2 separate regions of the Homo sapiens genome follow, and region 2 is linked to region 1. The links are chromatin loops, found by intact Hi-C in ENCODE. Cell type or tissue: chondrocyte. All regions are shown on one strand. Links, peaks and the distances in the headings refer to the core of each region. The heading gives the core; the rest is flanking DNA. Region 1 holds the start of LRRC10B (leucine rich repeat containing 10B). Region 2 overlaps SYT7 (synaptotagmin 7).

Region 1 (2,893 bases), core at 199-2,698:
GGGATCCTGGCAGGAGAGAGGGGTGTGAGTGTAGCAATGAGGAAGCTGTAGGGCAATTAGGCGGGGCGGAGCCAAGCCCTGGGGCCCGGTAAAACCAGCAGATGTGAAAAGGGCCGGACAGTAACACTGTTTCGAGTTACTACACTGAAGTGATCCCAGCAGGTAGGCCGGCCGCACGCCGCTGGACGTGAATGGCTCGCAGTGACCGCGCCCCTCAGCCCCTCCTTGTGAGCCTCTAGTCCAGAGTCTTTGATCCACCGCCAGCGTTTCCTTCGCCTTCTTGGACCCGCGGCTCTGGGGCGCACACAACCGCACACCAAACAGCGTCGGGCGTCGGGTCTCAGTGCCAGGCTTGGCCGGGGCGGGGAATCTCTCGGCTTGTGCTTGCTCCGCGGTGGGCTGGATGGGCAGGTAGGGGGCGGGCTCCGGCGCTGGGACCCCACTAGGGTGGCGCCTTGGCCCCGCCCCGCCCCGCCCTCCCTCCGCCTCATTGGCAGCCGCACGCGCGTCGGGGTTGCCAGGGCGACGGGTCGCTAAGCTGCGAGTCAGCGCGAACCCTAGCCAGTCGGCCTCCGGCGGAGGCAACGGGGGAGGCCCGAGGGCGGGCGGTGGAGCGCGGCGCGCGGCGGCGGTGCCCCAAGTGGGTGCCTCCTCCCGGCCCCGCACGGCCCCCCTCCCGGCGCGGGGGAAGGCCGGGGCGGGGGGCCCGGGGGCCGGCGCGGCTCCGGCACCGTCGGGGCGGCTGGGGGGCGGCCGGGGCGGGGCGATGCCTGGCGGTGGCAGTGGCGGCGGCCCCGGCCGGGGCCCGTGACCATGGGCATCGCCGAGTCCACGCCGGATGAGCTGCCGTCGGACGCAGAGGAGCAGCTGCGCAGCGGCGACCAGCAGCTGGAGCTGAGCGGGCGGCGGTTGCGGCGGCTGCCCAGCGCAGTGTGCGCGCTGAGCCGCCTGCAGAAGCTGTATGTGAGCGGCACGGGGCTGCGCGAGCTGCCGGAGGAGATCGAGGAGCTGCGCGAGCTGCGCATCCTGGCGCTGGACTTCAACAAGCTCGAGCGACTGCCTGACGGCCTGTGCCGCCTGCCGCGCCTCACGCGCCTCTATCTGGGCGGCAACCGGCTGCTGGCGCTGCCCGCCGACTTCGCGCAGTTGCAGAGCCTGCGCTGCCTCTGGATCGAGGGCAACTTCTTGCGGCGCTTCCCGCGGCCGCTGCTGCGCCTGGTGGCGCTGCAGTCGCTCCAGATGGGCGACAACCGGCTGCGCGCGCTGCCGGCCGAGCTGCCGCGCATGACGGGCTTGCGCGGCCTCTGGCTCTACGGCAACCGCTTCGAGGAGTTCCCGCCCGCGCTGCTGCGCATGGGCCGCCTGCACATCCTCGACCTCGACCGCAACCGCCTGGGCGGCTTCCCCGACCTGCACCCGCTGCGCGCGCTGCGCGTCTTCTCCTACGACCACAACCCCGTCACCGGGCCCCCGCGCGTCGCGGACACCGTGTTCCTCGTGGGCGAGGGCGCCGTCGAGCGCATGGCGGAGCGCGACGAGCCCACGCCCCGGCCTCCGCCCCGGCGCCCAGCGCGGGCCTTTGAGGATGAGGAGGAGGAAGACCTGCTCATAGGCGGCGCTGGTTCCCGGGCTCTGGGCGCCCCCGGGGGCAGCTTCCGCGCCCTGGAAGCCGCTCCAGGACTGGGCACCTGAGCCTATGTTCTGGCTGATGGGCTTCAGCCACTCTGAGAGGAGGGGCTCTAGGAAGCTTTGGCTGGTTAGGCCTGCGGGACTGGTGGGTCCCTACTTAGGTCAATGGAACGGCTACTTTTGGCGAGTTGCCGGGCACAGGCAGGGCTGGGGCTCATCTTCAGACACTCCTAGGTAGTAAGAGGACTGACTATACCCTGGCTGATCTGTGGGCAATTGTCAGACCAAGAAGTCTGGGCTGGGTCCAGTCCCCGATGGAGCCACTGATAACAGAGGCACCAGCTTCCTCCTGGAACCAGGGTCTCTGAGGGCCACAGAATTGTCACGTCTCCCTGAGTCTGGATGCAGGGCACCCAACACCCTCCCTCTTTCTGGGGTTTGGGTCTCCTAGGCCCACCCTTTCTAGGACAGGAGCCGCTACCTCTGGGATGGACTGCGTGCCTGTGTGGGGCAGGACTGCCCTTGCGAGGAGGGCCTGGCCCAGGAGCAGGGGCTTGGAGTGGGGCTGGTGCCCGGGACAGAAGTGGGAAATAGATGGGGGCCCCAACACCGAAGCTGCCCTCACCCCTCCATCAGGGCTGATCGTACATACCTCCCTCCTCGGCCCCCTGAGATTGGTATGGGGCACAGAAGGCAGGGGGTCACCCCCACCCTATTCTGTTCTCTTCTCCCAGCCTCCCAGCATGTGCCTGGAACCTTGCTGGGAAGAGAGAGCTCCCCCTCCACTCCCCACCCCATAGCCTGAGCCTTCCAGCTGTCAAGTTTGAAAAGAAGCCACCGTGCCTCCAGGGCCTCCTGCACCGCAGAGAGGGGCTCTCTGCTCTGGGAGGCTGCTCAGCGCCTCTCCCACGGCCTGCACTCTCCTTTCCCTTAAATGGGCACAGCCAGGGTGGCTGGCATGGGACTGGCACTCTGTACCTCCACTCCGTCACCAGGGACAGCCCCGAGGGGGTGAGGAGAGGGGCCTTGCTCTGCAATTCCCAGAGCCAGATCTTCCTCATCCAAGCAATAACGGGACGAGGGAGCCAGGGCCAAGGACACTCAGGGACACTGTTGGGGCAGCGGCCCCACATGGTAATGTTTTCTTTAGAGAGAAGAAAAAACAACTGGCTGTAAACGTAAATTATATTTCTTGGAGAAAGAATGTGCATTTCCCATGTGCCTGTTTATTTATAATCCCTGGGAGCACCGGAACCCACTGCTG
Region 2 (2,893 bases), core at 143-2,642, 58 kb after region 1:
GGAAGGGGAGACTGGCCATCTGTAGACCCCAGAGAGCTGCTAAGCCCAGAAGTCATCAAGGCCAAAGCCATTCAGGATGGAAAGGGCCAGGTGCCAGCTCTGAGCTGGGAGCCCAGACTGAAGAGTGGCTAGCCAGGAGTTAGCTCGGAACCTGACACACTCCCCACCCACCTTGATCCCAAAGCTGATGAGCCACCTGAGCAGCTGTGAAAATGATCACGTCTGTCAGAGCAGCAGGAGCCCAAGAAAGGAGGGGCTCAGAATGGGGAGGGGGCTCTTCACCGGGAATGCGGAGCAGAGGCAGGATCAGGGACGTGTGATGATTAAGTGTGGGCCTTGACCACTAGTTACTCCTATGAATAATGCATTGTTGTGCCTTGGCCTAAATCAGCATCTTATTGTTATTAATAATACACGCTGCAAAGAAGCTGGGGTTGGAACTGTATGCTATGTTTCATTTGAGGATCTCAGAGCACTTAAAAGCTCCTCATGCTGATGACTCAACTTTATCTCCCCGAGTCATAGGCTTCCTCACGGGCCACCTGCCCGAATGCCCTTCCACCTGAGGCTTGGAGCCGTGAAGGCCACCAGAGCTAGAAATCTTCCATCCTGGGATTCAAATCCATGGCCAGGGCTTATGGTTGGGGAGGGGAGTGCATTTAATTTTTGCAAGCTCAAAGGCTCCTGGGGATGCAACATAATGTGAAGCTCCCAGAAAGGTTTCAGGACAGAGATAACTAGTGGGAATCCAGGGGCGGGAGAAATGGATAGAGAGACCACTGCGGATCTGAATCCTGTTCTGTCACTTCCAGTTGTGTGACCTCAGGCTACTCACTCAACTCTCTGGTCCTAAGCCTCCTGGCTGGAATGCAGGGTCTAAGATTCCCTCTACGAGATGCCGTTCTATCATATTCAGGGGTATCATTTACACGGCAAATATTAGGATGGAGCCATTGAGCGCCCCGCCCCCCAGAGCTGTCCAAGGTGCTGAAACAGCTGTCGGCCACGCGGCTCCTTGTCCTTGGTGCTGAAACAGAACTCAGTCCTGGGGCTGCGCCCTCTTCCAGGTCGCCCTTTGCGCAGCTCCCAGCGAGCAGGATCCGAGAGACTGTGCATAGTGATTCCGCCTTCCTCTGCCAATGCCTCCCTGATCAACCCTCAGCTGAAGCTATGGCAGCACCCAGTGACCTCAAGAGCCCCCTTTCCTCGAGTTAGGTCCTCGGATGCTGAAGACCCCAGTCCTGACTCAGGACAAAAAGGGCCGCCCCGCGAACGTGGTAAATACCACGCCCCATTCCCTCCCGGGGGCCCGCCGCACTGCCTCCTGGTGGCTGGCGCGGGCACTGCACCCCGGCGGGCGCACAGACGGTCCCCAGCGGCGGCCTGGGCCAGCGGCGAAGCAGCGGCAGACGGTTCTCCGGCCCCCGCCGCCCCCTCACCGCTCCCGGGGCAATCTGGCGCTCAGAGCTTGCGGCGTTGCCCGACACCCGCACACTCCAGCCTGTCTGACTGCATCCTGGCCGCTTTGGGGCTGCCTGGGTCACAGTGCAGCCTCAACCCAGCTGGCCAGACCTGGGGCAGGCAAAACTTCCTGCTCCCTCCTCCAAGGTGGGTGGGGAAGGCTTGTTTAAACAAACACCAACCTTTCCTCTGTGGCAGGGCCAGTCCCGCCAAGATGAACACAAAGGCCTCCCCCAGGGCAGAGGCTCCACACCTCTCCCCCACCCAAACAAGAACTTTGCCCATACCCGCCCCAGGAAAAAGTGAGGGGTTGCAGGAGAATGCCATAACTGCAGCCCACTCCTGTTCCCCCACCCTACAGGTGGGGCTCTTTGAAAGGCAGATCTGCTTGGTGTTTCTAGGGGCTGCTTGATATGAACCTTACTGGGTTGTAGAGATTCTCCCCCTTCCAAAAACAAAAAGCAAAACAAATAATACCACGTGAAAAGCCAGCACCCAAAACCACAGCTTCTCTGGAGTCAAGGGAGTCAAGATAATAGCCTTCAATTACAGTAGACATAGCTGGTATGTATCATTTATTGAGCACTTACTGTATGCCAAGCACTGTGCTAAGAGCTGTGCAAACATGATCTCATTTAGCCTTCCAGCCACCCTGCCTCCCCAGGAGGGAGCATCATGCTCAGCCTCCTACACATGAGGAAAGTGAGGATCAGAAAGGGAGGTGACCGCTCAGGCTGGTGCAGCCAGCGAGTGCTGAGACGGGCATGGGAGAGTGTATCCATCTGCCCTTACTCTTGCCATTCAGCTGGATCTACCTCATCATCCTTCCATGTTCTAGAGGCCACACTATGCCTCAGGTTTCTCCAAGACCACTCCAGCCCCCCACCATCCTCACCTCTTGGCTGAGAGCCACATGAAGGAAGAGAGTAACACCTTGAACTCTGTAGCACTTTACAGCCTGCCAAGTGCTTTCAGAGCCACTGTCTGAATTGACCCTCATGATCTTGAGGGGTGAAGTGGGCAGGGATGGCCCTGTTCTGATTTTGTAGGAGAGCAAAGTATGGCTCCAAGGAATAAATGGCTTGCCCCAAGTCACACAGTGAGCTGTGGAACCAGAACTCAGGCAAAGACGGTGGGACACCCAGTCCAGTGTACTCTTCCCACTTCCCCAAGGCTGGGGTGCTGGGGACAAGCCAGGCAGGGAGTCCTAGGGGCTTTCATCTCCTGAGGGGCTTCCTGAGGCCATGACCTGGGCTGCTTCCCCACTCCTACTCCCCGGGGTCCATTGGTTGGCTCAGCTTTAACTTGGAGTCTCGGAGTCTCATTCTAAATGAATTTTTTTTTCCAGGCAATTACCTCCTGCTAATTAGGAGGCAGGGCTGCCAGTCCCTCGGCCCTGGACTGACCCTTTTCTCAACCCACAGAGGGCAGG

Evidence for each region. Hi-C counts contacts between places; a loop is a spot of excess contacts. Peaks named below come from ENCODE experiments on the same cell type or tissue, not always from the same donor. Only the 100,000 strongest peaks of a DNase experiment are listed, where the experiment ranks them.
Region 2: a loop joins it to region 1, with 2.8 times the contacts of the local background. A loop is called at or near these places in 3 of 110 quality-filtered maps.

The regions. Positions count from the first base shown.
Region 1 is chr11:61,508,186-61,511,078 of GRCh38, forward strand. LRRC10B (leucine rich repeat containing 10B) reads left to right here and starts at 564. Exons shown (of 1, transcript NM_001145077.2): 1 at 564-2,833. The coding sequence starts at 814. The coding sequence ends at 1,692. MIR4488 (microRNA 4488) reads left to right here and starts at 411; the gene lies at 411-472. In chondrocyte, for the core only: a CTCF peak has its summit at 1,209; DNase peaks (open chromatin) are centred at 356, 986, 1,166, 2,186 and 1 weaker place.
Region 2 is chr11:61,566,379-61,569,271 of GRCh38, forward strand. All of the region lies in intron 1 of SYT7 (synaptotagmin 7), which reads right to left. Among named protein-coding and RNA genes, the nearest start is that of SYT7, 13 kb to the right of the region's middle. In chondrocyte, for the core only: CTCF peaks have their summits at 1,310 (motif pointing left) and 1,509; no DNase peak of the experiment used is centred there.